2 separate regions of the Homo sapiens genome follow, and region 1 is linked to region 2. Evidence: read pairs that join two places in POLR2A ChIA-PET (ENCODE). Cell type or tissue: MCF 10A. All regions are shown on one strand. Each heading gives the region's core, and the rest is flanking DNA. Links, peaks and the distances in the headings are about the cores only. Region 1 overlaps ABCB11 (ATP binding cassette subfamily B member 11). Region 2 overlaps DHRS9 (dehydrogenase/reductase 9).

Region 1 (14,654 bases), core at 6,179-14,178, 100 kb before region 2:
ATGGTTTCTATAGGCCAGACCCTTCCCATTTGTTGTATCACATTGAGGCAAATTGCCTGAGTCTCTCCTGCTTCTCTTTCTTCCTTGTGGCTGGAGTGTCTGAACCATGGAAAGTGTCAGAGCCTCTCAGCCATGTCTCTCCCTCTTCAGTAACCTCTTCATTCCACACATTAGGATGATTAACAGGGCCAGGGCTGCCATACATGGGTGGTGGGTTAGTCCACTCACGCTTTCTCCCTAGAATCCCAGCCTATGCATAGGGACAAAAATTATCTCTTCATTTCCTTGTCCTCAATTATGGCAGGTGGTTCCTCCCATAGGCAGATTATGTAATCTTTCAAGCCCCCATTTCTTCATCTGCAACACAGGGATAATGATAGCATATATTTCATAGGATTATTACAGGATCAAATGAGATAATGTGTGTAAAGATGATTAATCCAGTGCTAGTCTCTTCAATGGTAGTAATGATGTTGGTGATGATGATGCTGACAGTGAAGAAAGTATTGAGGTCCCACACTTAGGAGGCGGTAAAGGAAGCAGATAGAACACTTCTTATGGTCCAATTTAGTTTAAGACCACACACGTCAGAGGTCTTCCTACCTCAGCAAAGGAACCTTCCATTTGCCCTAGATCCGGGGCCAGCAAACATTTTCTGAAAAAGGGCCAAATAAATATTTTAGGCTTTTCAGGCCATATGGGCTCTGAAGTAATTACTCAGTTCTGCCATGTAGTATAAAAGCAGCCATAGACATATGTAAATAAGTGACTGTGGCTCTGTCCCAGTAAAATGTTATTTATAAAAACAGGCAGTGAGCTGGATTTGGCCTGTCGACCATAGTTTGCTGACTCCTGGCTGACTGGAGGCCTAAATTGAAGTTTGGGGTCCAACTCTTTGAATGGCTCTCTGGATGGGGAGGAGTGAGTGAGACAGGACAAAAGCACATTCCCAAATCATCACAGTAGCTAGCAACATCCCAATAAGCCATCATTTGTCACTCAACATCATATTCTTTAGCCCTGTGAACAGCAGAAGTAGTGTAGACAGAGAGATGGGAAGGGAGACTGCTGTGGAACAATTAAGCTATGGGTGTGCTGGAGAAAAAGGGGTCCATGGCCCCTGGGAAGACAGAGTCAGAGGCAGGAAAACAGTGGTTAATAGGTAGGCCTCAAAGTCAGGGAGACCTGAGTTCAAATCCCTCTCAATATTTCTTGACTTCATGGCTTCAATTTCATTTTTAAGTGGTAGTATAATGACACCAATTACGGAATGAGATTGAGAGCATTACATGCAGTAATTTTATTACATAATACGTCACTCAGTGCTTGACACTTTGTATATACTGAATGAATGTCACGCTCCATTATGTGTTTATTTTTATTAATGAATTCTGAAACTCAGGAAGGTCATGAAAGAACAACCTTCTGCACCATTCAGGTCCCCTTCATCTTTCCCTACCAGACCACAGAGTGCATTTTTTCTCTGTGCACAAGTGATACTAATTACAGTCACTTATGTGAACTACTTACCATTTATGCCCAATTACCATGCAGCCAGTAACGATTTTGTGTATCACAAAACGTACTGGATTAACCAAACCGTTAATTAGTTTTGTGGATTAAAACACTCAACTCAGCCCATGCACACTCAGCCTTCATAGTTTGCTGCTCAGAAGTGTGGCCAAGACCTGAGAGAGAGAGCGAGCGAGAGAGAGAGAGAGAAGAGAGAGAGAGAGCAAGGAATATAGTGTTAAAGGATGCATTTCATCTTCCCAAAGGAAATTTTCTCTTAAGATATAAGCAGAGGCTTACAGAAAGACGTTGGGAGTAACAGGTTAATAATCAGTTGATTAAAATGTTAGAGACCCATAGTATGCCATGTCTGCACATAGCAAGGACTCAAGAAATATTGGTTGAAAGAATAAATTATTTACAAAAGTAGAGTAGCTCACTGTACAATGGGCAGGAAATTTAAAGATGAGAGACATAAAATTGGATTCCTACTACAGAGAGTTACCAAAGGGATTTTTATTCAAGTGCTTCCAGTTGGTATTGTGTATTATTTGATTTTCAATTTACCAATTCACTTTTCCCTCTGAACCATTATTATTGTATACCTCTATCCTCTCCTTGTAGGCATGGAACAAAAGGAAAAATAAGTTTTCTCAATGCTTGTCTTCTTGCATAGCAAGTATGTATAAGCAGCTAGGACTAAAGCCAACTACTGATATCCCTATTTTGGTAAATGTCAAAGTTCTTAGGAGGAATTGGATCAATAAAGACAAGGGACTATAGTTAAAATCTGGACCTGCAATACTTCAGTGGCTTTTCCAATCTGTAAAAACTGTATCTAAGTTGTTAAGAAGTGGTTAAATTATAAAATTGGTAACACTTCCCATCCATACTATCTCTTTAAAGTTTACAAAACACATTAACCTGTATTATCATATTTATTTTCTTTAACAAAGTTCAAAAGATGTCAGCTGTTCATGCTGCCAAGATAAACTGAATTGAAAAAGTTGTTCTTTGTGTATTATCATGTTCTTAATGAAATAAAGTCCGTGGTTTGGAATGATTATGGTTTGACCTCTGATAATCACTTCCATTTGCAAATCAAAATCCTACTCAATTTTCCCTGGCAATGTATTTATCTTAAAGCAGTAGATTTTGAATTTTAAGCTCTCAGCTAGCAAATTTCTGGTATACAAGGTTTTGATATTTTTCATTGTTTGCTCTATCCGGAATCTGGAGCTAAAAAATTTTACTTAAGAATTTGATATAAAACGACTCCCTATTTACTTGCAGGGCAAATGAAACAGATATTTCATTTTTTGTTTCCCTGACCTCGTAGATTTTACTGTCTGAGGGTAGAAACGGGTGGGCACAAGTGTAAATAAATGCAAATATTCCATATCACAAAAGTGCTTTGAAAAAAAAGTACAGCAGATCACAAAAGAGAATGAAAAATGGGTGAGTGTAAAAGGCCTGACTGGGAAAGTGGCATTTAGCTGAGAATTCAAACAATGATCAGAGTCCAGTTGCAACAAGAGAGAGCCATAAGCTAAGGAGGAAAGGCCTTGGGAGAGGGAGCAGGATAAGAAGCCTTCCTGGACCCCCGCCACACCTGGTTATCCTGCTATTCACTGTCAAGGTTCTCTGTCCTCTATAGCATGTCTCTATTTGTCTGTATTCATTTACATGGTTACTTATTTATTGCTTGTCTTCTCCATTAAAGTGTAAATCCCATCAAGGCAAAAAAACAAAAACAAAAACAAAACCACATTTCCGTTGCTCACTGTTGAATCCCCTGCATTTTCTAAGTGTCTGGCACATAGTAGATGCTGAATAATTACTTATTGAATGAATAACTGTAAAGACAATGAAAATTAAAGGCATTAGCTACTTTAGCACAAGTGAGCAATAAAGTACATTTGTAGCACCTGTTCAGTTAAGGCTGTTATTGACCTGGCATTTTAGTAACTCATTATGTTTCACAAGTACATTTATTAGTATATATCTTGGACTATCATAAAGCTCAGTTATACGAGCTGTTAATTTTTAGCTGAGAGATCACTGAGTTTCCATTTTCATGGCATATTTTCTTTTTGGACTCAGTCAGAAAATCATCATTTCATAGCTATAAAGTGTTCAGTTAATTTGAAATTATTAAATTGCTGGTCTTATCAATTCAAATGTTTAGCATCCCTTTACTATAAAATATATAAGTATTATTTGTTTCTCTATAAAATTTCTAGAAGATAACATTGGAAAAGCCCTTCTAGACTTTGGCCTAGGCAAAGATTTCATGACCAAGAACCCAAAAGCAAATGCAATAAAAACAAAGATAAATAGGTGAGACTTAATTAAACTAAAGAGGTTTTTCACAGCATAAGGAACAGTCAGCGAGTAAACAGACAACCCACAGGATGGGAGAAAATCTTCACAATCTACACATCTGACAAAGGACTAATATCCGGAATCTACAATAAACTCAGAAAGTGAGCTAAGGACATGAATAGACAATTCTCAGAAGAAGATACACAAATGGCCAACAAACATATGAAAAAAATGCTCAACATCACTAATGATCAGGGAAATACAAATCAAAACCACAATGTGATACCACCTTAATCTTGCAAGAATGGCTATAATAAAAAAATCAAAACATAATAGATGTTGGCATGGATGTAGTGAAAAGGAACACTTCTACACTGTTGGTGGGAATGTAAACTAGTACAACAACTATGGAAAACAGTATGGAAATTCCTTAAAGAACTGAACATAGAACTACCATTTGATCCAGCAATCCCACTACTGGGTATCTACCCAGAGGAAAAGAAGTCGTTATACAAAAGAGATACTTGCACACGCATGTTTATAGCAGCACAATTTACAATTGCAAAACTGTGGAACTAGCCCAAATGCCCATCAATCAACAAGTGGATAAAGAAACTGTGATATATATATAACATATATGTATATATATACACAGATACATATAATTACATATATATATGGCAGAATACTACTCAGCAATAAAAGGAATGAATTAATGGCATTCACAGCAACCTGGATGGGATTGGAGACTGTTATTCTAAGTAAAGTAACTCAGGAATGGAAAACCAAATATTGCATGTTCTCACTCATAAGTGGGAGCTAAGCTATGAGGATGCAAAGGCATAAGAATGATACAATGGACTTTGGGGACTCAGCGGAAAAGGGTACGAAGGCAGTGAAGGATAAAAGACCAGAGCTTGGATTCAGTGTATACTGCTTGGGTGATGGGTGCACCAAAATCTCACAAATCACCACTAAAGGACTTACTCATGTAACTAAATACCACCTGTTTCCCAAAAAAATTATGGAAATAAAAAAAAATTTAAGGTATTACTTGTTTCCACAGACAGACTCCATAAAATCATTGATGCTTTTTTCCTGAAGGCACCAAAGTAATAAACAAAATATCTAATCCATGGACTTTTCTGAGATACCAGAAGGAAATGCTATGTCTCGGTCAATAAGTCCAAGGTACCTGGACAAGGGTTCCTGGTGTATATTCTCCTTCATCCAGGACAAGTGTGGAGCCGTACCAGAAGGCCAGTGCATAACACAAAAAGATGAGACACCACACGAATCCAGTAAAGAATCCCATCACTATTCCTTTTCTAATTCCCCAACGCTGGGCGAACACAAGATTTTTCTCATACCTGTGAAGACAAAATGCTTGAGTCAATTTCGGCAGAAACAGCTCAAGTTATAATGTTTAAAACAGGCCGTGATGCAGTGGTTTTACAAAATGATCATAAAATCATCGCAAACACAGAGCAGCTTCAGGGAGAAAAATCTCCAATAACCTTTATGTAGTTTTTTAAAGTTTGTTTTAACCTGACAATGAAACATGTTGAAAGGGCGATACTTAACAGAGCTGCCTGATTGCTGCTTGGATTGCATAGTGAGGTAAGCTTGGCCCCAAGAGAAAAGAATTTTCAACATAAATATATGAACAAGAGAGATCTAGTATTATGTTTGAAGTGTTTCCTTGAGTCACATGACATGTCCTTATCAGAAAATAATGCAACTGGCTCCAAATAAGCAGACCAGACTTTTTGTTTCCAGCTCCCCAGGCTTGGAACTAGTGTTTGCACCAACTCATCTATAACTCACCCATCTGCCCTGTGGCTGAGACGCTGTGTTGTGACACACTGGTCAGGTTCACAGCCATGAGACATGGATAACTGAAACTATGTGGAAGTCCAATGCAAGGAATAGGTTTCAGTAATTCCATGATCTAGCCATTAACAATGGGCTTTGTCTCATATATAGCTCAGGCATTCTGAAACTGCCTTCCTACATCTCAGGAATTGAATTCATGGAGAACTTTTAACCTTTTGCAGGACACAAACTGAAGGTCTATCCTATGTTTGTTACCATTTTTAAAACACTACACTGTCTCTTTTATTGACAATAAAAGATAATGTCTTTCATGGTGGAAGAAATATGCTACTGAAATTTTTTACAAGAAATAAGGAACCTCACTCCACAAACCAAAAGAAGTGGGGAAAAGACGATAATAAGAGGTTGTAAATCCTATTCTCTTTTTTACTTGATGGATTTGGTAGCAACTGAGAATAACACCATCTTACCAAATCTACAACACATAAAGTAAGAGTTGCTATTCAGTTGGTAGCTATTTTATAAAAATCAAAGCATGGCACGTAGTAAGTACTCAATAAATACCAGATAAATTAAAGAATAAACAAAATTACATTTTGGACAACTGTATTATTTTGGCCATTTGGGTTTTTCTTTTCACTGGGAGTTAATCTCTAGAATAATGCTCTATAACTTTTCAACACTAATTTGTTTTTTGAGACAGGGTCTCACTCCATCATTCAGGCTGGAGTGCAGTAGCATGATCACAGCTCGCTGTAACCTCAAACTCCCCAGAATCAGGTGATCCTCCCACCTCAGCCTCCCAAGTAGCTGGGACTACAGGTGTACACCACCATGTCTGGTTAATTTCTGTATTTTTTTGTAGAGATGAGGTTTTGCCATGTTGCCCAGGCTGGTCTCAAACTCCTGGCCTCAAGCAATCCACCTGCCTTGGCCTTCCAAAGTGCTGGGATTACAGGTGTGAGCCACTGTGCCCAGCCTGTTTGACCAAATAGAAATCTTATCAGACTTTATAAAGAACATGTAGCACAGTACCTGAATAAAGTGTGTTTAATTAAAAAGGTGTTCAATAAAAATGTGTGAAATAGCATTTTGAATCATGCTGGCATTTCTTTATTATTTTTTAATTGACAAAACTTACATATATTTATGGTATACAACATGATGGTTTGAAGTATGTATAAATTGTGGAATGGCTAAATCAAGATAATTAACATGCATTACCTCACATACTTATATTGTGTGTGTGTGTGTGATGAGAACACTTAAAAATCTATTCTTAGCAATTTTCAAGTATGCAATGTGATGTTATTAACCATAGTCACCATGTTAACAACACATTTCTTGACTTTATAAACTGCCTCTTAAATGTGAATAAGGAAGGGTTTCTTTTAGATCACCATGAACTAAATTAAAACAACTACAATTAGATAATTAATGTCATTATTTTTAAAATATCTCAAACTACCCCTGTTTAACTGAAATTTTGAATCCTTTGACCAACGTCTCCCCAGTTCTCGCCTGCCCCCTCCCACCTCAAAGTCCCTGGTAACCACTGTTCTGCTCTCTGCTTCTGTGAGTTCAACTCTGTCAGTGAGATCATGGGGTATTTTTCTGTGCCTGGCTTATTTCACTTAACATAATGTCCTCCAGGTTCATCGTGTTGCTGCAAATAACAGTATTTTCTTCTTTTTAAAGGCTGAATAGTATTCTATTGAATATGGCATGTAAATTTACACACACATTTTCTTCATTCACTTGTCTGTTAATGGGTGCTTAGGTTGATTCCATACCTTGGCTATTGTGAATAATGTTGCAGTGAATGTAAGAGTACAGTTTTCTCTTGACATAGTGATTTCATTTCCTTTGGATATATACCCAGTAGTGGGGATGCTGGATCATATGGTAGTTCTGTTTTCCATTTTTTGATGAATCTCCATACTCTTTGGCTGTACTGATTTACTTTCCCACCAAAAGCGATCCGTGTAACAGTGTTTCATTTTCCCCATATGCTTGCCAACACTTGATATCTTTCTTCTTTTTATAATGGCCATTCTTACAGGTATAAGATGATATCTCATTGTGGTTTTGACTTGTGTTTCCTTGATGATTAGTGATGTGTGACATCTTTTCACATGCCTGTTGTATGTTTCTTTTTGTACGTTTCTATTTGTATGTTTTCTTCTGAGAAATGTCTATTCAGGTCTTTTGACCACTTTTTAATCAGGTTGTTTTCTTGTCATTGAGTTGTTTGTGTTTCTTATATGTATTGGATATTAACCCCTTATCAGATGTATGGGTTACAAATATTTTCTCTCATTCTATAAATTGCCTCTTCACTCTGTTGATTGCTTCCTTTTTGAAGCTTTTTAGTTTGATGTAATCCCATCTGTCTATTTTTGCTTTTGTTACCTGTCCTTTTGGGGTTGTGTCAAAAAAATCATTGCCTAGACCAATGTCATAGAGCTTCTTCCCTATGCTTTCTTCTAGTAGTTTTTCAGTTTTATATCCTACATTTAAAACTTTAATCCATTTTGAGTTGATATTTGTGTATAGTGTGAGGTAAGGATCAAATTTCATTCTTCTGCATGTGGATATCCAGTTTCCCCAACATCGTTTATTGAAGAGACTGCCCTTTCCTCATGGTGTGTTGTTGGTCTCTTTATTGAAAATCAATGGACTATAAATGCATGGACTTCTTTCTGGGCTCTCCATTCTTTTTCACTGGTCTATGTGTCTGTTTCTATGCCAGTACCATGCTGTTTTTATTACTATAGTAATCAAATAATCTAATAATGATCTATTACTTTGTAGTAGATTTTGAGATCAGGTAACGTGATGCCTCCAGCTTTGTTCTTCTTGTTCAGGATTTTTGCTATTCAAGGTCTTTTGTGGTTGCTAAGAAGTGGCAAGAATGGGCATTTTTGTCTTGTTCCTGATCTTAGGGGGAAAAGCTTTCAAATTCTCACCCTTGAGTATGATTTAGCTGTGGGCTTGTCATATGTTACCTTTATTGTATTGAGGTACATTCTTTTTATACCTAATTTGTTGAGAGTTTCTGTCAGGAAAGGATATTGAATTTTGTTAAATGCTTTTTCAGCATCTATTGAGATAACCATATGGTTTTTGTCTTTCATTCTGTTAATGTGGTATATTACATTTATTGACATGCCTATGTTGAACCATCCTTACATCCTAGGGATAAATCTCACTTGATCATGGTGAATGATTCTTTTAATGTGCTATTCAATTTGGTTTACTAGTATTTTTGTTGAGCATTTTCACGTCCATGTTTATCATGGATATTGGCCTTTGATTTTCTTGTAGTATCCTTTTCTGGCTTTGGTATCAAGGTAATATTGGCCTTGTAAAATGAGTGTGAAGTATTCCCTCCGCTTTAATTTTGTGGAAGAATTTGAGGAGGACTGGTACTAGTTTTTCTTTAAATGTCTGGTAAAATTCAGCAATGAAGCTATCAGGTCCTGGGCTTTTCTTTCATGGGAGACTTTTTATTACTGATTCAATCTCCTTACTCATTATTGGTATGTTCAGATTTATTTCTCTTTATTTCTCCGTGATTCAACCTTGGCAGGTTGTATTTTTATAGGAATTTATCCATTTCTTCTAGGTCATCCAATTTGTTGGCGTTTGTTTTTAGTAATCTCTTATGATCTTCTGTATTTCTGTGGTATCAGTTGTAATGTCTCATGTAGGCTTTTCTTTAATGACAGCAAACAGCATTATAGACTGATATGAGGTATAATATTTATACATACATACCATCAGAGTTTGAAATAAATATCTACCCTGAGCTGGCTTTCTAAAAATTGCCAACTGCAACATCTTTAAAAACATACTGCTAAAGGCTTGGGACTTCTTATAGTACCTAAATTACCAACCTAAATTACTCTGCTTAGCTCCCTCTTGAACAAGTACTTCCTCTGGAGGCCACAGACCAAGGTGGGTCTGCCGCTTTGCACAAACTGAGAGACTCAGGGTACTATGCTGATTGATGAAATTAAGGAAAGAATCAGATTCCAATTAACCAACCTTTCAACCTCTCTTTTCTCACCACCAAAAGCAGCCACTGTTCTCATTGATGAAATGACTTCATCAGCCACCACCCCTGCTTTGGCATAGGCCTTCAGCTCATAGTCCGTAAACTTGGACACACTCTAAAAATCAAAAAGAAGAAAAGAAAATGTGAAGTCCAAGAAATTAGGTAAGTCAGTCTGTCATTCAGATTCATTTAACATGTGGCATGGGTTTAATACAATATTAGATTCTCACTGTAACATCATTGACAGGAGGAAGAAATCTGGTCCAAATTTGGTCTATGGTAAGCTTCATCCAGGGTTGTCTGGTTGTTGATATATCAAAATGACCCTACTAAAAGTAAGAACCTCCTCAAAGAATAAATTCCAAATAGGACATTCTGTAAGACTAAAGTGTTTCAGTCATTATACTAATAAAGTGTTAAGTTAGACCATGTCATAGTTCATTGCTATTAGCCAATGGCCATTGCATAATTTATAGACAAACGCCAGAGACACATGCAGATATCATGATTGGGTATAATATATGACATATAACATATAAAGTATAGGCATGATGTTGAAAGACGATTTCAGATGATTCCAGAAAAGAAAGTCCATTTTCACTCAGTTGGAGACGCTCAACTATGTAGTTTTGATTTTTACAAAAGGAAATGAAAAGACATCTGTACTTAACAGTAGACACATTACTTTTTCTAAAACTGACTTGGATTGAGTCCTAGTCAAAATGAACCCCCAAAGAAAACCCTGGCACAGATTAATAAATAAGAAGAGGAAAAAACACATATTGCGGAAGATCAACTAGCTCAGAAATATAAAAATATATATAATACCCAGATTAAGGGAGTTTATCTTCCAGTAGTTTTTCCAAACTTTTAGCAGCAAAACTCTTATCAAAATCTTAGATGGAATTCTAAGATGTAAATTAAGTAAGTATTCATAGTAGTTTTTAAAAACAATATATTAATTTCATCAGTGTACATTTTATAAAACATGTGAATTAAACATGTAACAGTAAGGAAAGTGAGGCTTTTTTTTTTTTTTTTTAAAGAGACGGGTTCTTGTTCTGTTGCCCAGGCTGGAATGCAGTGGCATGATCCTAGCTCACTGCAGTCTCAAACTCCTGTACTCAAGCATTTCACTGGCCTCAGCCTCCTGGGTATCCGAGACTATAGGCACATGCCACCATGCCTGGCTATTTAAAAAAAATTTTTTTTTTTTTTTTTGTAGAGATGGGATCTCACTGTGTTACCAAGACTGGAAGCTGTTTTTATTAACATTAAAATTTACATTTGAGCCTAGTGAAGTTGCTTGTATAGTTTGTTGTATAGTTGCTTGTAGAAGTTTGTTGTATAAGGACAAGCATACACAGACTTGAAAGCAAGACAAGACATGTGCAGACCTACAACATTCCAAATCAGTGACGAGTTTATGAGAAGCTAGAAATGGGTACTGAGATGACTAGAGAAACTAAGCGTTAGAGCTGTTTAAAACCAAGTGAACTGGGCTATATGTTAACCTCCAACATGTTGAAATGTGGCCTATGATCCACGTGAGTGTGTATATTACTTTATCACAGGTTTGAAGAAAGAGATTAGTGTATTCAGAAAAAAAATGAAAAAATGTTTGCAAAACCCCTGAAGCTCTTCTGTGGAAGTTGAGGGTTCTCTGGAGTATAGTTGGAAAGTGGTTAGTAGGAAAGACTGCCGTAAAACTTGAATGATATAGTGGATTGAAAAACATATACATCTCTCTTTAGCAATTGATTCTGTGCCCGACACGGCTTAAATGCATAACGTGGATTATTCCCTGAATCATCATAATGTTTTTGGGAGGTATTATCCCTATTTTAAAGACAAGGAAACTGAGGTTTTCAGGGGTTAAATGGATTTTTCCTGAGTCACACAACCTGTTAGCGGTACAGCCAAGTGGTGACCTAATGAAATGGAGCGAGCTCTTTGCTATTGTCACTTTAAACCATTTTCTATTTTATCTGGGAAATGTTTGAATAATGTAGACACTGTGAGAATATTTTGCTATTGAGCAATAGGAAGTTGGTACCTATTGCTCAACGATGTGTGAGGGTGTATGCAGTTTTTCAGTTAAATTCTATTCTCATTTATAGCACAGTTTTAGTATGCCTGATTCCATAACGTGCTATCTAATGTGGCTGCTCTAATAATAATTTCTCAGTCCTTGGGAGTGTTTTTAGCTGATGTGACCCGAAATTCCTATTCCTATATGTTGTCCAGGCCTCAATTCCTGGGGAACCGAGACAGTGACTGGGATAACTCTTGGAATGGGTCAGATCACCTCTCTCTGAAAGAGGTTATCTGAAAGATAAGATGAAATGGAGAACACAGTTGTGATTGCAGAAATCCTTCTTGTGTGCTTGTTAATGCTCTTTGTCTGTTGTGCCTTTTCAGGGAAGTGCCCAAGCTTGGGAGGACATGGAGAACAATAGGCATATTGGAGAGTGAGTGGGGTTTGGAGTCAGAGCCCCTTAGACTTGAATCCTACTCTGCCAGCTGTGCAGTCCCAGACAAATCCCCTTACCTTTCTGAGCCTAGTTTCTTATATTTAAAATGATGTTAGTGCTCACTTTATAAGATTGTTGTAAAGATTAGAGATAATGACTATTAAGCTCCTAGTAGTGCCTAGAGAAACAGTGAATGCTCAATAAATGTAATTGCTGTTAATAAAACAATATTTACCTATTAAAACATCATTAATCCCTATTCGATGAAATGTCATTTGACACTGGGGAGTAATCTAACAAACTACATGAAGATAGTGATAATTATGTTGCTAACTGTACTCAGGAAAAGGGACTCAAGCTTCACATTTTTGGCTGTTTATGAAGGCAAATGTCTTCCCATGGAGAGATGCAAAAAGACATTCTTACCAGACCAATGGTGGCTGCTCCAATCCCAATGAGAGGGCTGACAGAAATAATAACCAAGGTCAGTTTCCAACCCCTGAAAAATCCCAACAGGAAACCACAGATGGTCGAGGTCATGCGCTGAATGAAAAGGGCCATTTGGTCAGCTATGGCATCATTGATTTTATTAATATCACTAGAAACCAGAAAGATTTTGGTCACTAAAACTGAATTTGATCATTCAAATATCTTGCTGAAAGTCTCAGTCTTTCCCTTTTAAACATTCCCATCTCTCTATCCCTATCACCCTTGGATAGCATTAACAGCCTCTCAGATCTTGGAAAATTTGCTGCACCTTGGGATGTTATCAAGCCTCTTTCCTGATAGCCAATCAATTTTGTTCTTAATCTAGGTTTCCCAGCTGGTACTCAGTGTTGATAAAGGCTTTTGGAAACCATCTTATTTGTCTTTTTCTTTTACATAGCTAATATCCTTGCTCTGTCTTGCAAAGCTTTTCTTTCTTCATGCCTGCTGAATCCTTTCAGCCTCAAGGTTCTAGTCACATACCTTCTCGTGCATCAATCTTGTATAATCCCCCAAGAAGAAGTAACACCTTTCTCCCTGTGTTTCCGTAACACTGTAATTAATCCTTGTGCATTTGTATGTGTGTGGAATTATTGCATTCTGCATATAGGCAGTATAGAGTAGTGGTGAAGAGTGCAGATTCTGGAGCCAGACTAGGAATTTGAATACAGACTCTTGTTGGGCAAGTTACTTAACCTTTTTGTGGCTCAATTTTCTTGTCTGTAAAATAAGAACAATAATAGAACCTACCCCAATGGGTAATAATGAGGATTAAAGTAGCGAATATATGTAAAGCCTATAGGACAGCGCCTATCATATAATAAACAATATGTGTTAGTTCTGATTATTTGCTTGCATTTCTTATTTCCCCTACGAGGCTGTAAGTTCCTCAAGAGCACAAGTGCAAGGCAATTGCTCCAGAATATTTATTGAATATAATTATATTAAATTCATATTCCTGAGAACATTTCCTTAATCTCTTGTCCAGTTGGAGTGAAGAGAGCTTGGAACTAAACAGCAAGAAAGAACCTAAGACATCACCCAGGTATTAGGCCATTGTGTTCCAGCAGGGTTAGATAACTGCTCAAGGTCACAGTAAGGAGCAGAGTAAGTGCCGGAAGTCAGGGGTCCTGAATTTCAGTGTGCTTTATCTACACTGTAGAGTGACTGTCTTTCAGGGGACCTCAAAATTCAGTTCAATAGGGTTCGACCAATTCTAATTCCTCTCATTTAGAATTCCTGGGTGGCTGTTAATGACCTAAACTAGGTGTAAACTGGATTTAAATCCAGTTACACCTGGACAGCTAAATAACCTTTTTAACTGTCTTCTATAATATTTCCTTTCTAATATTTTAATTAAGGTCTACACACCAAATTGCAGTACCTTGGGTTTCAATTTTTAATGTCCATATTTGACAGTGTATTACTTATGAAAAAGCCATGCCACATATGAAAGCCCAATTTAAGAGATGAAACATAGGAAAACTGAAAATATTTTTAAATTTTTATTTAATTTAGAAACAAGGGTTTTATTATCCAAAAATCACACACTAAAATACTGTTTTACCAGCTACTTACTCAGAGAATCTTGTATTCAGCTCCCCCACTGAATTGCAGTCAAACCACCCTATTTCCATTCTCATTATTCTCCTAAAGTAAAATTTTCTCATTTTCTGTATCTGACGAGCTGCGGCAATGACCCAAAAGCATATCTGGAAATGGACAAAGGAATGTTTAGCATTGCAATGTTTGAAATATTTGTTAATTTCTTTTTTCAGAAGAAAGTACTTTCAATACAACAGTTGAGAAAAGGGGGAAAGTAATTCAGAAAATGCCTCTTCTTGGGAACTAAGATGTGAGCTCTGTCATCTGCTGCTAAAAGTGGAGGTAAACAGAACCTTCAGCAGGGTAGCCTGAGATTTGGGTTTGAATCCAGCTCTGACACTTAAGCAGGCCCATGT
Region 2 (17,002 bases), core at 5,453-13,452:
CTTGGCTGTTGTGATCTAACTTTTTAGTTCCTGAAGCCATATCTTCATTAGGGGGCAACCCAAGCCCAGTAAGACCGTGCCTCTTGTAGGCTCATAGAGGTACCACCTTGATGGTCTTGGATAAGATCCAGAAGAATTATCTGGTTTACCAGGAAAAGACTCTTGTTCTCTTCCCTTACTTTCTCCCAAACAAGTGGAGCTTCTGTCTATATACTGAGCTGCCTAGAGCTGGTGGAAGAGTGACACAAGCACTCCTGACCACCATCATTGGGACTGCACTGAGTCAGACCCAAGGCCCTCTGTAATATTGCCTGGCTACTGCCTATGTTTACTCAAAGCCCTGAGGCTCTACAATTAGCAGGTGGTGAAGCCAGCCAATAAGACTTGTGTCCTTCCCTTCGGGGTGGCAAGTTCTCCCTACCCTTGGGTGAGGTGTCCAGAGATGCCATGTGGAAGCCAGGGGCTGGAGTCAGAAACTTTAGGAATCTACCTGGTAATCTATTCTACTGTGGTTGAGCCAGCATCCAAACCACAATACAAAGTCTTTCCCACTTTTCCCTCCCCTTTTCACAAGCAGAGGAGTCTCTCACCATAGCTACTACCACCTCAGGCCTGCGGGAAGTATTGCCTGGCTATGACCAATGTTTACTCAAAGCCCAAGGGCTCTTCAATCAGCTTGTGGTCAATGTTGTTAGGGTTGAGACTCTCATTTCAGGGCACTGGGCTCCCCTCTGGCCCAGGATAGGTTGAGAAATGCCATCTAAGAGCCAAGGCCTGGAATTGGAGACGCTAAGTGCCCACTTGGTGCTCTACCCCACTGTAGTCAAACCAAGCTGGCACCTAAGCTGCAAGACAACATCTCCTTTACTCTTCCGTCTCCTTTTCTGAAGCACAAGGAGTCTCCCCCTATAGCCATCATAGCTGGGAATGTCCTAGGTCACACCTGAGGCCAGCATGTCTCTGAGTCTCACCCAAGGCCCATGGTGAGTACCTTGGGTATTGCTCCTGATTTTTCAGGGCCCAAGGGCTCTTTAGTCAGCAGGTAATGAATTTTGCTAGGACTAATTTCTTCCCTTCAAGGCAGTGGGTTTCCTTCTGGCTCAGGACAAGTCTAGAAATGTTGTCCAGGAGGTAGGGCCTGGAATAGGGGCCTCAGGACTCTACCTGGTGCCCTATCCTACTGTGGCTAAGCTGTTATCCAAGTCACAAGACAAAGTCCTCTTTATTCTCCCCTTACCTCTCCTCAAGCAAAGGGAAGGAGTCTCTCCAAGAGCTGTGGGCTGCGCGGTCTGGGGCTGGGGGAGGGGTAGCACAAGCACTCTCCTGGCTGCCCAAGCTGGCATCTTACTAGGTTGCTTGCCCCCCAAGTCCACTGTCTCCGAGCACAGCACCAGGACTTGCCCAGGAATTGCAATCCTTGTGACCTGGACTGCCTTTGAAGTTTATTTAGAACCCCACAGCACGTTAGCCCACACTGTTGAGGCTTGCTGGCACTCAGGTTCCAGCTACTGAAATGGGCAATTCCTCCTCCGGCTAGGGCTGGTTTGAATGCTCCCTCTATGGGTGCTGGCTGAGTTCTGCCTGGTGTTGCTTTCCACTGTGACAGGGCAGCACTGAGTTCCAATGCAAAGTCCCACAATCACTGTGCTCTCCCTCCCACCCCAAGTACGCAGATTCTGCCTCCATGCCACAGAGTTGCTGCTGGTCTATGGAGGAGGAGTAGCATCAACAATTCAAGACTGTCTTTCCTACCCTCTTCAGGGCCTCTTTCAGTGATATGAAGTTAAAGTGATATAAAGTTAGGGACTGTGATCACTCATCTGATTTTTGGTTTTATGAAGGTTTTTTTGCATGAATAGTTGTTTAATTTGGTGTTCCTGTGGGGAGGATGATCAATGAAGGCTTCTATTTGGCCATCCTGCTCCACCTCTACCCTATTTAGTACTTTAAGTTATTCCCAGTGTATAGATGATGCCACTAAAACTAAAAGAGTTTAATTAATTTGCGCAAGGTCACCCAGCTGGTAAGTGGCAGAACTGAGATTTGAACCCAAGTTTAACTCCTTTTTACTTTTTGCCTTAATACATGATGCTCAGAGTGGCAGCGAATTTATATTCAACTGGTCAGTTTGTCAGATATTTAGGGAATCATATAGAAAGGCTAGATCAGAATAGGCTTCTCCATTGGTTTACTGTCAGTTGCAGACACAACAGTACCACCCTATTTAAACCTTCAGTAGAAAACCATTAGTTCTTAAATAGCTTCTCCAAGCATGCTGTCCAAGCTTTATAGCTTCATTCCGTGGGAGAGACTGGGGGAAGTGTGCTTAATCCATCTTACCTGGAACCAGAACTTATCACCATCAGTTCAAATCCCCTAAAGTACAAGTGGTTCTTTCAGTCAAGATTCTGGCAGGAAATGGTGGCACATTAAAACTGGGTAAAAGGCAGAGAGTATGCTTAAAGGACTTATAAACATGTGTGAGGTATCTACTGAAATCTCAAAGGATACAATCTAGGGGCTAATGACAGTAGGTGTATTTCTCTTCAGAGGACTGAAGGGACAAGGAGACAGGGCAGTTTCCAGAACCTGGAGACGCAGAGGCTGTTGTTTTCAGTTAAGGGATAAAAATAACCAGTGTTGACACCACAGGAGGATAACTACTCTGACCCCCTCACCTCTTTCCTGATCCCCCACTGGCACTTTCAATAGACTGAACTCAACAGAAGCCAGAGTATACTTAGTGCAGGTAAGATTCCCAGGATATGATGCAGACAGAGGGTGGAGGAAAGGACTAGAGAAGCAAGCGGAAGATATTCAGCTGAGTGGTGCCACAATAGGCAAGTGAGAAGACAAAGTTAGTTATAGTTTTTCCTTTGATTCATCCATTTATTTATTTGACTATTATTTGTTGAAGGCATATGTTAGAGTTTATGATTTATACCATGGACCTAGGTTTAGTTTACTAATAAAAGGTTAAAATTACTCCACTGAAATTAATAAAGATAGAGCAACTTCATTTTGCCATTTGATCAGGTTGCCAAGTTTGATTCTCCTAGGAAATAAGCACAAAAATATTGGAACAATTCTTCCAAAAAACTAATGTGCATTTGAATCACCTGGGGATCTTTTCAAAATGCAGATTTTGATTAAGTGGATCTGGAGAGGAGCCTGAGACCCTGCATTTCTAACAAGCTCCAGGTGCTGCCCATGGTTCAGGGATCACACTTTGAGTAGCAAGGTCATAAAAAAACCTCCATTGGTCTCTTTGGTTGACCTTTGTTTCCACTCTACAACCAGCAGTATCATAATAAAATTGTAGTATATGTAATTAGAGATTTACTCACTTTTAAAAAAGATTTCAACTGAAGGGTTTGTGAGCTTTGCCATGCAGGTATGCCATGCCTAATAGTAATCAATAAAGAGTATTTTTCTTAAATGAATCATGGAACTAGTATTTTAAATGGTGTTATGTAGGTGCGCCACAATCCAGTGTCAGCGTCACAATTTCTATATATAGGAGGGTTTAGGGGCAGCAGTCCATTTGAGAGAGGGTTGGGGCTCCTTAAAACTGTATTTTCCCAGCATGCATACTGATTTAATATGGTTTTTACTTACCTGGTAAGCTTAGTTGGAGGGCGTAAGGCCACTTGTCCCTAGTACGTTATTTTTATGAGTGGGTGGGGAGAAAAGTCTTCCTAAATAGCCTCTTGGCACTGCTACTTCCACAATCTAGAGGAAATTGGGCAACAGGTGAATAAAACAAAAGTAAGTTGGGAAATAATCTTTTTTAATTTTAGTACAAGTCATATACCTTACAGAATATTTCAAGGTCAAGCTAACTTGCATTTTTAGTAAAATATATTTCAAACTTTACAATAATAACGTTGCTAGAAAGCAGAACCTAAGAAAAAATAAATTACATTTTAAGTCCACTAATAGAGCTTTTAAAAATCTTATGGTGAAGAGTTTTATAAAATGAATAAATACTTCCTTATATTATATATTCCTGGTAGGAAAATAAATCAAATTTAGGAAACGACTATTCATATACTGGTTTGCTGTACAGGTGGTCCCTGACTTGCAATGTTAAACATGACTTTTCAACTTTACAATGGTGTGAAAGTGAGATGCATGCATTACAAACTTTTCTTAGAATTTGGAATTTTGATCTTTTACCAGCAGCAATATGTACAATACTCTCTCGCGATGCTGTGCAGTGGCAGTAAACCCCAGCTCCCCGTCAGCCGTTGCAATCACAGGGCAAAGAACTGCTATGCTGCAGGGCACTGTGTGGCCAGATGATTTTGCCCCATTGTGGGCCAATGTAAGTGTCCTGAGGACGTTTAATGTAGGCTAGGCTAAGCCATGATGTTTGACAGGTTAGGTATATTAGATGCATTTTTTGACATAGGATATTTTCAACTTACAATGAGTTTATCAGGATGTGACCCCACAGGAACATCTGTATATTGGTTTGCTTTAAAGAAAGGGGCACCATGATTCCTGTAAAACCTTGATGCCTAGGGAATGAGTAGGCTTTTAGTTTTCTGCTGCAGCATGATATAAAATAAAATAAAATAAAATAAAATAAAATAAAATAAAATAAAATAAAATAAAATAAAATAAAATAAAATAAAACTTGCTCAACAGCATAGGGAGCAGGTTAGTCACATCAGGGATTATCGTATTGTGTCCTTCAGCACATCCTCATTTGTGCTGCAATCTCCTTATGTTGCTAGAATGGAGGTGAACTTGTCCATCCAGGCTATCATTAGTTCATTTCACCATAAGGTGGTTTAAGTACTGATAAGAAACCTGTTCATAACCTGAATGTCCACTTAGTCAATGATGAGAGCGTGGAGAACACTCTAGGAAGAACAACAGTGGACTGGGGGTGGTGTCCACCCAGATCCCTTTCCTGTCCTGCCGTTAACTAGTCCTCACTTCACCACTCTGAACCTCAGTTTCCTCACTTGCAAAATGAAAGGGAGAGAGAATAAGATATTTCTTTCAAATGCACCCAAATCTGTGATTCCATGAAAAGATTCGTGAGAAAATAGTCACTCAAATAGCAAATATTTTCTAAACAAACCCGGATTAAACATCTTCAATGGGTTCTTTTCACAGACGGGACATGAAAGCTTTTGGTGTGCACGTCTCATGCATTGAACCAGGATTGTTCAAAACAAACTTGGCAGATCCAGTAAAGGTAATTGAAAAAAAACTCGCCATTTGGGAGCAGCTGTCTCCAGACATCAAACAACAATATGGAGAAGGTTACATTGAAAAAAGTGAGTTTCCGGGCGGTGCCAATGTCCTCTAGAATTCTTTGTCCTGAACAGCATGAAGGAGATTCAAATACAGATGAAATAACAAGGTTCTGAGTAATACCCCAATAAGGATCTTAACCATGGATCAGGGATCTCCTATTAATTTCAGTGTCATCTCTTGCTTCTGTTTATAAACATTTACTGAGCAATTACAAACTGCCAAGTTATCTGCTAAGTGTCTTATGAATTATATTATTTACTCCTCAAAAACTATTAGAGTAATGAGCAGAGGCTTGAGAAAGTGAAATGTCCTGCTCAAGATTACACAACACCTCCTAGTCATGCCTGGACCTGAGCCCAGGAAGGCAAGTCGAGCCACGGTCTTCACCTTTGCCATACCTCCTCTTTTCCTCAAGCACCAGCTGTACACTTGGCATTAAGGATTTATGGTGGTTACAAAAGATGGAAAAGGTTCAGCCTCTGACCTTTAGTTTACAACCTAGTTGACAACAAGAAGTAACCAAGCGAGAATGTAAAACAATGAAATAATGTAGCACACAATAAAATTAATCCTTTACTTCTTAGGTGTAATCTAACAGCCCAGAAATGGTGCTAGATGGTGTGGTTTCTAATTCCCCAGGGAATTTAGACCAGGAAAAGAGCATGGCTGGTTAAGCCCTAATGGGGCAGGTCAGGTTTGAATAAGAGGAAAGGACAGGAAATAATTACTTGGGTGGAAACTTTCTGGAGCAGGAACACATGGAGGAGAAGATGGAAGACACCAGGAGCCTTCCTGGTCAAGAGATTGAGTCAGAGATGGGAGAATAATAATAAAGATGACATAATGACAACTAACAAATAGTAAATATTTACTATGTACTTGTCACCATTCTAAGTGCTTTACAGGGACACTCATTTAAAATCCCCCAAAAAACTCTTATTATCGTCTTCATTTTATAGAAATAGAGGCATAGAGAATAACTTACCAAAATTGTACCACCAGTAAGTGGAAGAGCTAGATTTGGACCCAGGCAGCCTGACCGTGCCATTTATGCTTGGCCATGGCACTATAATGTGAACAAGGCATTAAGGACTTTGGTTACACTCCTGTTATCAGGCTTTCCCCTCCGCCACAAACTTCTTGGGTCGGTTAAAGTTTACTTGATATTCCTCAAGTACTCACTGACCTCCTGCTTTGAGTTGAGCAGGGTTCCACCTAACTATGGGTAGTTCTTTCCCTCCAAACTGTGCTCAGGCCTCTTAATCAGTGGACTTGGTAAGACTGTCAACTGTGGCAAGGTTCATGGTCAGGAGTTTTCAAGGCAGAGCTGAAAGCCAAGTCAGACCCACCTGGAGAGGTTTTTAAAATGACTGACTCCTCCAACCACCATTACCCTAAACACACACACACGCACACACACACACATGCACACACACAGAGGTACACACATTATCTATATATCAACTGAAATGTCTGGTCTTACAAACATCTTAGTGCTGACATGCCACTATAGGTTTAGAGCCACTGCCATCAAATACTCTACTTTTCAGTTCCTGACTCTGAAGGTTCTATGTAGGTTCCATCTAAGATGGAACTTAATACTTCAGAAACAAAACCCCTCATTTAAAAGAGCTTTCTCTGTTTGATATTGATACCGATACTTTTTAAATGCCTTTGAATATATCACTGACTTCCATCTCCAATTATTTTTGGCTTGGTTCCTGGTTCATGTGTTCTGTCTCAGAAATACCAAAAGGCATTGAGCTCAGTTTTACACTGGTTGTTCTCACTAGAGTTTTCAAGTCAGGACTTGGAGATCAGCCAAAGTCACGGTCCCAAAGTAGACCACAAATTGAAGGTCATCTTTTCTTAATTTCCCAAGCTGGGATAGTAGGAGTTTAAAATAGCCACTAAGACTTATTAGGTTCTTTGAACAACTTGTGGCCAGTGGGACTTGAAGTTGAAAGAAAGATCTAACATCATAGACTTTCCCTTGAGAAGACACAGCTCAGGTATGGTTTAAAAGTATGTGAGAATCATATGATAGCTCTACTTTGAATTTGGGGGGGAAATCTCTATGCCATTTTCCATAATGACTGTACTAATTTACATTCTCACAAACAGTATACAAGAGGTTTTCTCCATGCCCTTGTCAATACTTGTTATCTTTTGTCTTTTGATAGTAGCCATTCTAACAAATGTGAGGTGATATCTCATTTTGGTTTTAATTTGCATTTCCCTGATGATTAGTGGTGACAAACATTTTTTTCATATACCTGTTGGCCATTTGTATCTTCTTTTGAGAAAAGTCTGTTCAGATTCTCTTCCCATTTTTAATCAGGTTATTTCTTTTCTTGCTGTTGAGTTTCTTATACATTTTGGATATTAACTGTGCCTAAGATATAAAGTTTGCAAATATTTTTTCCCATTCTGTATGTTTTCTCTTCACTCTTTCAACTGTTTCCTTTGCTGTGCAGAAGCTTTTTAGTTGGATACAGTCCCACTTATCTAGTTTTGCTGTTGTTTAGCTTTGTGTTTTTGGGGTCATATCCAAAGAAATCATTGCCCAGACCAATGTCAAGAAGTATTTCCTTTATGTTTTCTTCTAGTAGTTTTTTTTTTTTTTTAATAGAGATGAGGTCACACTATGGTGCCCAGGATGGTCTTGAACTCCCTGGGATCAAGTGATCTTCCCACCTCAGCCTCCCAAAGTGCTGTAATTACAGGTGTGAGCCACCATGCCAGGCCTCTTTTGGCAGTTTTATAATTTCAGGTCTATGTTTAAGTCTTCAATCCATTTTAAGTTGATTTTTTTATATGGTGTAAGATTCAGTTTCATTCTTCTTCATGTGGATATACTGTTTTCCCAATACCATGTATTGAAAAGACTGGGGTTGTAATCCACCACTAATCCCTTGTAAAATCCCTGCCTCTCTAAAGGTATCTTCGCTCATTATTCAAACATCTCATTTGCATGAGAACTGGGATCCTTTTAGCTTCCTGAGTCAGTACATTTGGGGATGATTCTCTCTTTATTTACAGATTATAGAAGCCTATACAAGTATACAAGTGCACAATTACATCCACACATGCATGCACATACATGCACAAGCACATGTGCAACCCACATTTTCTCTAGACACATAATCCCCTAAAACAAATTAGAAATCAAACATACAACTTTCTAGGCTTAGGGGCCTCATGGGCTTTATGAAGTATCGTTTCCTCATTGCTCTAAAGCACTGAGGGATCAAAGTTTGATCCCTGGACCAGCAGCATCAGCATCATCTGGAAATTTGTTAGAAATGCTCATTCTTGGGCCCCACCTCATACCTCAGTCAGAAACTCTGGAGGTGGAACCGAGAAACCTGGGTTTTAATGAGCTCTCTAGAAGAATCTGCTGCCAACCCAATCTTGAGAGCTGCTGGTCTAAAGAAAGCATTGCAATATCATTTTCTGAGGAATAGATAGTAAATCCTCAAAATGAGCCTCAATTATAATGGACAATTCAGAATAAATCCCCTTGTATCCATCCTCCCCTTTGCACCCTAGACTTCCACTCTGCTTTCCCCTTCTACCAAAGAGTAAATGTACTTTTGTCTCTTTTTAGGTCTAGACAAACTGAAAGGCAATAAATCCTATGTGAACATGGACCTCTCTCCGGTGGTAGAGTGCATGGACCACGCTCTAACAAGTCTCTTCCCTAAGACTCATTATGCCGCTGGAAAAGATGCCAAAATTTTCTGGATACCTCTGTCTCACATGCCAGCAGCTTTGCAAGACTTTTTATTGTTGAAACAGAAAGCAGAGCTGGCTAATCCCAAGGCAGTGTGACTCAGCTAACCACAAATGTCTCCTCCAGGCTATGAAATTGGCCGATTTCAAGAACACATCTCCTTTTCAACCCCATTCCTTATCTGCTCCAACCTGGACTCATTTAGATCGTGCTTATTTGGATTGCAAAAGGGAGTCCCACCATCGCTGGTGGTATCCCAGGGTCCCTGCTCAAGTTTTCTTTGAAAAGGAGGGCTGGAATGGTACATCACATAGGCAAGTCCTGCCCTGTATTTAGGCTTTGCCTGCTTGGTGTGATGTAAGGGAAATTGAAAGACTTGCCCATTCAAAATGATCTTTACCGTGGCCTGCCCCATGCTTATGGTCCCCAGCATTTACAGTAACTTGTGAATGTTAAGTATCATCTCTTATCTAAATATTAAAAGATAAGTCAAACATTTTCATGAGTGGATAGACATGTTCTGTTACCTTGCTGAGGATGACTCTGAAGGACCAAAGCTCAGTTCTGATAAGCTTTGAAAAGGACAGGAAAAGGGAGGGTGATCAAGCATTGTGTGACACGGGTATAAGCTAAAGGCAGCAGTAAAACACTAGATAGAACTGCAAACAGAAGGAAAGAAAAAGATAGGAAAAGGAATAAGAGGACTGCAACAAAAGAATATATACCTAAATATATATATATGAAGAGAGACTCCCCAACACTCAGACAAGCCTTCCTAGAGGGAGCTATGGAGGTGAACATCCTATTCAAGCCCCTAAGAACATTGATGCACACAGTTTTCTGGTGGAAAGATGTAATGACATAGTAACTAATCATTCCAAAAGAAGAATAATGTTACATTTGGTTGGTTTATTCTGATGATTGTAAAAGTAACAAGACCCAGACCATGTGGCACAACTTACACCTGAGATGGCTGGAAATCTTGCATTTGAAGGGTCTTTGAAGCCCCATGAAGATATAGAGCTAAATAAAAAGGCTCTCTTTAGTCTACAGTTACAGTGGGATTAGATCTGCATCTTGCTTATATTCATGTTTCTAAATTGAATAGACCCTGGGCCCACACCCCATCCAAAAGAAAGAGTTCCCTAAACAGACGTTTCCCGATTCCAATAGCCAATACTGCTCGCAAAGGTTTGTAGACTATTTACAAGAAGAAGCCTGCAGTGGCAGAATGCAACATGTTTTGCTTAATAATATGGTGTAAACAGCCAGAGAGATTAGCTAATGCACATGTGCAAGTGTGCACGTGCACACACACACAGAGGCATATACACACATGCTTAACATATTGCAAAGAAAGTCTGCCTGTAATCCCAGCAGGTCAAGGCAGAAGGATCGCTTGAGCCCAGGAGTTCAAAACCAGCTTGGGCAATATAGTGAAATCTTGTCTCTACAAAAACTAAAGAGTTAGCTTGGCATGGTAGTGTACATCTGTAGTCCCAGCTACTTGGGAGACTGAGGCAGAGGATCACTTGAGCCAGGAGGTTGAGGCTGCATTGAGCTGTGATCATGCCACTGCACTCCAGCCTGGAAGACGGAGCAAGACCTTGTCTCAAAAAAAGAAAAGAAAAGAAAAGAAAAAATATTTAATATCTGCTGCTTGAAACCATGTCCGTTTGAAGGTATTAGTAATTCTATTCATTTTTAATCACCTTTCCAGAAATATCTGCTTATGAGGTAATTTTCTCCTTTCAAGTTTACAACATATTGGTGAGTGAAAAATCAAATTACAAATGGTGTCAATCCACTTAGATATACATTTCATAATTTTGAAGAAGGATATACTCATCATTTTTGCATCAAAATGAAAAAAAAATCACAGCAAGAATGAGATGGAAGAATTCTCGGGCAAAGTTAACTAACCTGCCTGCCTGTGAGGTCATCCCCATCTTGGACCTAGCCCCAGAGACAGCTCACTTGTAGATCTCTGGTTTCTTCTTGTTGCAGTTAACCACCCCATAGTCTGTTCTTGGAGGTAAAGTTCACCAATGTTGTCTGCTGGGGCCCCTCCTCACCTTGAATTCACATCTTGGCTTCATTTCACTGCTTTAGAATTCTTGACAAGCTGCTCCCTGACTTTCCAGACCTCCCAGGGCTACCAAGATGTTTAGACTCTGAAGGAACTTTCTTTGCCAAGCTTCTAACCATTTCAGTCATATTCTTGGGCCTACCTGATTGTGTTCTTTCTTTTGTTTTGCCTAGACCTGAGTTCTTTGTTCTTTCCTTCCAGTAGCTACAATTTGGTAACTCCCTGTTTCATCCAACTAAAAAATTCTCTCCTTAAAACAAATGTCACCAGGTGTGATATTACTCCAAAATAATACCAAATATATTCACCTAAGCAATTTTTAAAGGTTTTTAAAATACATGAGAAGGTGGGGTGTTGGGGGCATAGAGGCATAAGTCTCTACAGAGGCACAAGATGTGTGGTAGGGAGAAAGGGGGGACGAGGATATCAGACAGTCACTATATCAGGCATCTTGGGCATGGGTTCCTAGACTTCTCTCTGTCTTACCATAATCACTTCTAATTCTCTGTTCTTTTGGGGAAAATACCTATCAAATTTTTATCTGTAAATATTTGAAGAGACATATTTTGACTACGATGGACATTCTTCTAAGTATTGGCCTATAATAAGGAACATGATGGATGTGAGGCCTTCCTTCCTAGAGCCTTTTGGAAATAATCCAAATCTAAGGCCAATACTCAGGAAGCCTTAGAGGACCTTCTCCAGGAATGCACGGCCAAGATGAACGGAGATGTTGTCCTCCACCACATCTAGCTTGAAGGATTCTTCCTCACTTAGTTTAGAGAGACCAAGAGAACCTCCCAAACCCTCCCTCTGACCTGATCCAAAAATCCAAGTGTGTCCTTCATCTGGGCATCCACAATATATTCAAATCTGGAGTTTTTATCTTCCCTGCCCCACAGATGTTTTCCCAGTCCAGCACCAACTACTGTCAATTTAATCTCCATAGGGATCTGGAGTCTGTCTACCTTTCTTCATCTCCAGTGCAATCACCTGTTCAAGCTACCCTCATCTCTTGTTTCTACCACAGCATATCCACCTTGTGCACCATCATTGATTTCTCTTCATTGTAGTCAGAATTGTTCATAATTAACATCTAATCATTCTACTCCTTCTGTCGTTGCTTTCTTAAAATCTTTTCAAAGTGTTCCTGTTGCACTTTGGCTGAAGACTAAAATGATTATGTGAACCCTGCTGCCACCATACTCCTCATTAGCCTCATTTTATAGCACTGTTCTCTTCACTTGGCCACCTCTGCAGCTTTCCCATGCCTCTCTCTGGAAAGTTCCATCTTACCTGGTTTTCTAGTTTCTTTGTCCTACAGATCTCAACCACGTTCTCAGGGAAGCCTGCACAATTTCAAATTCTGACCACCACCTCTTTATCCAGTTAGGTTCCCATCTTGTACACTCTCACTGTGCCCTGTAATTTTCTTCAGGAATCTCATCACAGTCTGTAATTGTATATGCATATGGTTAGTTAATATAGGTCTCCTGTATCATATCATAAGCTCCATAAAATCATGAATAATGATGCTTTGCTTATCTTTGTATCTCCTTACCTAGGACATCGCTGGCACACAGATCAATGTTCAATACATGTTTGTTGAATGAACACAAAAATTAGTCTATATTAGCCTTTCTAACTAAGGGTCAATTTATTACTCAAGATCAAGCTGGTCGGGTGCAGTGGCTCAGGCCTGTAATCCCAATATTTTGGGGGGGCCAACGCGGGAGAATCAGTTCCAGAGCAGCCTGGACAACACAGGGAGGCCCCATCTCTACAAAAACAAATTAAAAATATAAAAATTAGCTGAGCATGCTGGCATGTGCCTGTAGTCCTAGCTACAGTCTGAGGCAAGAGGGTATCTTGAGCCCAGGAGACTGAGGCTGCAGTGAGCTATGATTGCACCACTATAGTCCAGCCTGGGCAACAGAGCAAAACTCTGTCCCTAAAACATGAAAAATAATACGTTTTTTCAAAAAGATCAAGCTTGCTGATCCCAATAGTTGTGCTGTCAGTGTGCCAGTTCAGTCAAAGTCTTATAACTTCCTTGAGCATTTCAGGTCTTCCTGAAGGCTCCCCAGCTCTGGCTCTGCTCTCAGCCAGATACTGAGCAGTGTTACTGTAGTGATTTCCCACCACCTATTGCAAAGGAGGCTGCCTCCATGCCAAGCCATCCTGGGCCCAGTAGGCACAGAACTAAAAGAGCACCAGGGATCATTGAGTCTATTTCTCTGCTTACAGGCAGGACATGTCTAAGCCATCCAGCCTGAAGAGAATCTCTTCTAGTTAGAATCTCTCCAGAAACTCTATAACTTCTGTTATCTTAGGGTAGACCAATACTTAATGACCAATATTTCACCCTGACCAATAGTTAATGAGAAAAATTTCCAGGAAACTTCTTTAAAAAATGATCAATTTTGGCTCTTCTGCACACTATTAATCCCAGTAGTTTTCAAGAACACAAGACATCACAGTCCCATCAATGTGGAGGAAAAGCTAAACATTCTCAAAATGAAAAACATTTTTTATATTTATGACAACTCAATCTAAGCCATAGTTTATAAGGACAAAGCTGACCAAGAGTTTTGTGAGTCTTTGCAAGGTGAAAAATAAGATAATTTGATATTCCTAATGCTAACATTCTTCCTCAACTCTGCAATTCATTTTTCAAAAAGAAAATATAATTTCCATCCTAGTAGATGAGGTACTAATACAGCCAGAGCTTTAGTACAGATTCTGGTTTAGTAGTATTTCCAAGCATCTTTCTTTTTTTTTCTTCTATTTTCTTTTTTGCATATAACACCTGCTCAAGCAGGAACCAGATCACAGTTCTTGCCTGATTAGTCCCTAGAAATAGCAATCCAGCCTAAAATAGTTCAGGCGAGAGCAACAGAGCATTCTCTCATTCTACAACTAGCAACTCTCCTGAACTGCTCCATTTTACTTCCTTTTGAGAAACTGGAAACAGAAAGTATTCTGCTATGAATACATAGTTTAAGTTCTGGGCAAAAACCATCTATCCCCGTATGTAGATAAAATATTTACTTACTGTGTTCTGGGTCTGTTTTCTCCTAGGTATGGCAACCGTAACTTGAGTATAATGCCACCCAATTAATGTTGATGCCTGAATTATGAACCAGGTAATCCAAACAACCTGACTTGCCATGGGCATAATAGGAGAAATAGTCATAATGATTGCTTAATACTTAAGTATAGGTCAGATTTTAAATACACTTTACTGTCTATTACATGAATGATTTCACGTAACCCTAATCATATCTCACTTACGTGTGTTTTTTAGAGATGGAGAAGTGAAATCACAGAGAGACAAGCAACTTCCTAAGGTTACACTGCTAGTGAGTGTGGGCCAGGGTTCAAGCCCAGGCAGCTTGATGTTGGAGCCGATGCTCAGAACCACCATGCTGTATTATTAAAAAGGATTTGAGGCCAGGCGCGGTGGCTCATGCCTGTAATCCCAGCACTTTGGGAAGCCAAGGTGGGTGGATCACCTGAGGTCAGGAGTTTGAGACCAGCCTGGCCAACATGGCAAAACTCTGTCTTTATTAAAAGTACAAAAATTAGCCAGGCGTGGTGACGGGTGCCTAAAAAAAGAATTTGAGTCTTAGACAGTATTTCCCTAAACTTTGATTCTGGTTCAACAAAAAACAAGACTGTTATTAAATTAATCTAGCATTAGTCTTACCTGGCCAATAACCAATTATGCATAAGAGTGATGCATAATTTTGAGCAATATACAAAGATATACCCCTTTTAGTTTTCCTGTATTCTATTTTCAAAATTTTCTCACTCATGATGACATAATAAAGGCACTTAAACATCATTCCCTAGATCCTTAAAGTTTTCTAACTAGATTTCTGGATTTTCTTTCTTTTTTTCTCTTTTTCAATCTTCTTTCTTCTTTTGTTGTTATGGATTTTGTCCATTTGTTGTTGTTAGTTGTTTCAGGAATTTATTTGCAATCACTTTTTGCTAATTTCAATAAAGGCCTTAGATCAACTGTTCTGACCCAAGATCAACACTACACATCTTCCAGCTTTTAAGATGAGACAAAAGAAAAAGAACAGAAGTCTGGGGTCCCACACATACTATGTTTCCAGATGACTGTATTTTTTTCAACAAATAGTGGGACAAACTATGCTGGTCCTTGTGGCTAGGGCCAGTCCTGGGAACACTAATGAGAGAAATGAGGGGACCTTAGCTGGAATGAGGTCAGGGCCTCCTGGCACTACCACACTGCAATCTCAAAAAAAAAAAAAAAAAAAAACAGTAAGTGGCTGGACTTTCTCATTTGGCTGGAAGAGGTCATATAGCTCATAATCTGTCTCACAGAGACACTTCCACTAAGAACATTCCCAAGATGACAAGTTTCTGCTCCAATACCACTAAAGAATGGACGGTCACCATCTTCCAATTTACCCTGTTGATTAGCTTTAGTTACTAGAACATTCTTTATAATTTTTCACCCAAAATTTCTCAGTGTGGATGAGGGGAGAAATGGCTATTGTTTCTGCTGCCATCATGATGATAATGGTTCACATTCACTGAGCCTTTAAAATGAGCCAGAATCTACCCAGAACACTATCTATGCACTTTCTCATGAAGTCTTTACAACTTTTGCACAACAGGTGCATTTATTGTCCCATTTTACAAATGAGGATTCTAAAATTCAAGATTCTTTCATCTCTAGTAATCTAAGATTCCTAAATGCCCACTTGATAAAATGCTCATTCCCAAAAATAAATATACAAGAAAAGCATAATTAGACAATGGATTTTAAAAGCCAAAATTCTTCATTAAAGTTCTTTCTGAACTCTGGAGCCACTGTAAATGAGAAACTCTAAAGCTCTGGGTGCTGAAAGCAGAAGTCAAGCCTCCTGGCCAGTCATCCCCAAGCACTTTCCCCATGCCTTCAGACCTTGAGAGAAATGATGGACAGTGTGTGCAGGCTCTTTCCACGTTCCTTCCACTCGCTCCAACCCCTGCTGCAAACACCCTTTTAAGAAATTAGACTTTTTTTCGTGAACAGAAATACATGCAGTTACCTTCATGCTTTACAAATGTCAATGCTCATTCTGAATGAAATAAACAAAAGTGTTCTGGTCAGAAAACCCTCCAAGCGCCCAAATGTTCTTTGGACCCCCTCCCAATTGGCCATTCTTTCACCTCCAAGGTGGAATGGAATCTGATCTGAGTCCTGTCCCTGCAAGGAGCATTTTTATCACTGACTTAGATGAAAACAAAGGCAGGTTTTGTTAACTCACCAGGGAAATACATGAGAAGACAGAATCTGGGTCTAAAATGCTGCTATGAGTTCTAACCATGGACTAACAGGATGAAATGGTACAGGGAAAGGTGCAAGGCTCTGTTTTGCTTCCAAAAAAGCAAACATGGGATTCAAAGCCACACTGTGAAAATAATTGAGGTATTTTATGCAAAAATCAGTTCCAAATGAATCAATGATGTAATATGACAGTGTGACTTAACTACTCCCCGCTTACCTCCAAAAGGAAAAAAAGGAAATCATGCTCTGATCTCATCCTAAATTTTAAATTTACAACATATAGAGTAAGGTTGGTAATGGTTATGTCTCCTCCCAGCTGCTCAGGGCTCTGGTAAAACTTGCCTTCACTGTTGGGAACTCTACACTTATAGAGCAACAGACACTTTGGAGTGGGCGGCAGGAGAGCAGATTATCTGAAGTCCAGGTTAGCAGAAGGCGCTGGGCTTGTTTGCTTGGAAGAGACTGAGGGAAGACAGTACGGCCCACTTAAAGGGGCCTCCCTGAGAACAGGAATTAAACTCATATCAGAGGGCACAGAGTGGCAGAGCCAGAGTCATGGGTGGAAGTTACACAGAGTTCAAGTTCAGCACCATAG

The links. Peaks named below come from ENCODE experiments on the same cell type or tissue, not always from the same donor. Only the 100,000 strongest peaks of a DNase experiment are listed, where the experiment ranks them.
Region 1: POLR2A ChIA-PET joins it to region 2 with 27 read pairs; 2 of 35 experiments call an interaction of 5 or more read pairs at or near these places.

The regions. Positions count from the first base shown.
Region 1 is chr2:168,981,078-168,995,731 of GRCh38, forward strand. It overlaps ABCB11 (ATP binding cassette subfamily B member 11), which reads right to left. Exons shown (of 28, transcript NM_003742.4): 7 at 14,272-14,405; 8 at 12,634-12,805; 9 at 9,724-9,848; 10 at 5,033-5,207. Among named protein-coding and RNA genes, the nearest start is that of ABCB11, 43 kb to the right of the region's middle. In MCF 10A, for the core only: no CTCF peak of the experiment used is centred there; DNase peaks (open chromatin) are centred at 11,144 and 11,764.
Region 2 is chr2:169,086,660-169,103,661 of GRCh38, forward strand. DHRS9 (dehydrogenase/reductase 9) reads left to right here. Exons shown (of 5, transcript NM_001376924.1): 4 at 5,131-5,294; 5 at 8,885-9,508. The coding sequence ends at 9,108. Among named protein-coding and RNA genes, the nearest start is that of DHRS9, 26 kb to the left of the region's middle. In MCF 10A, for the core only: no CTCF peak of the experiment used is centred there; DNase peaks (open chromatin) are centred at 5,652 and 9,052.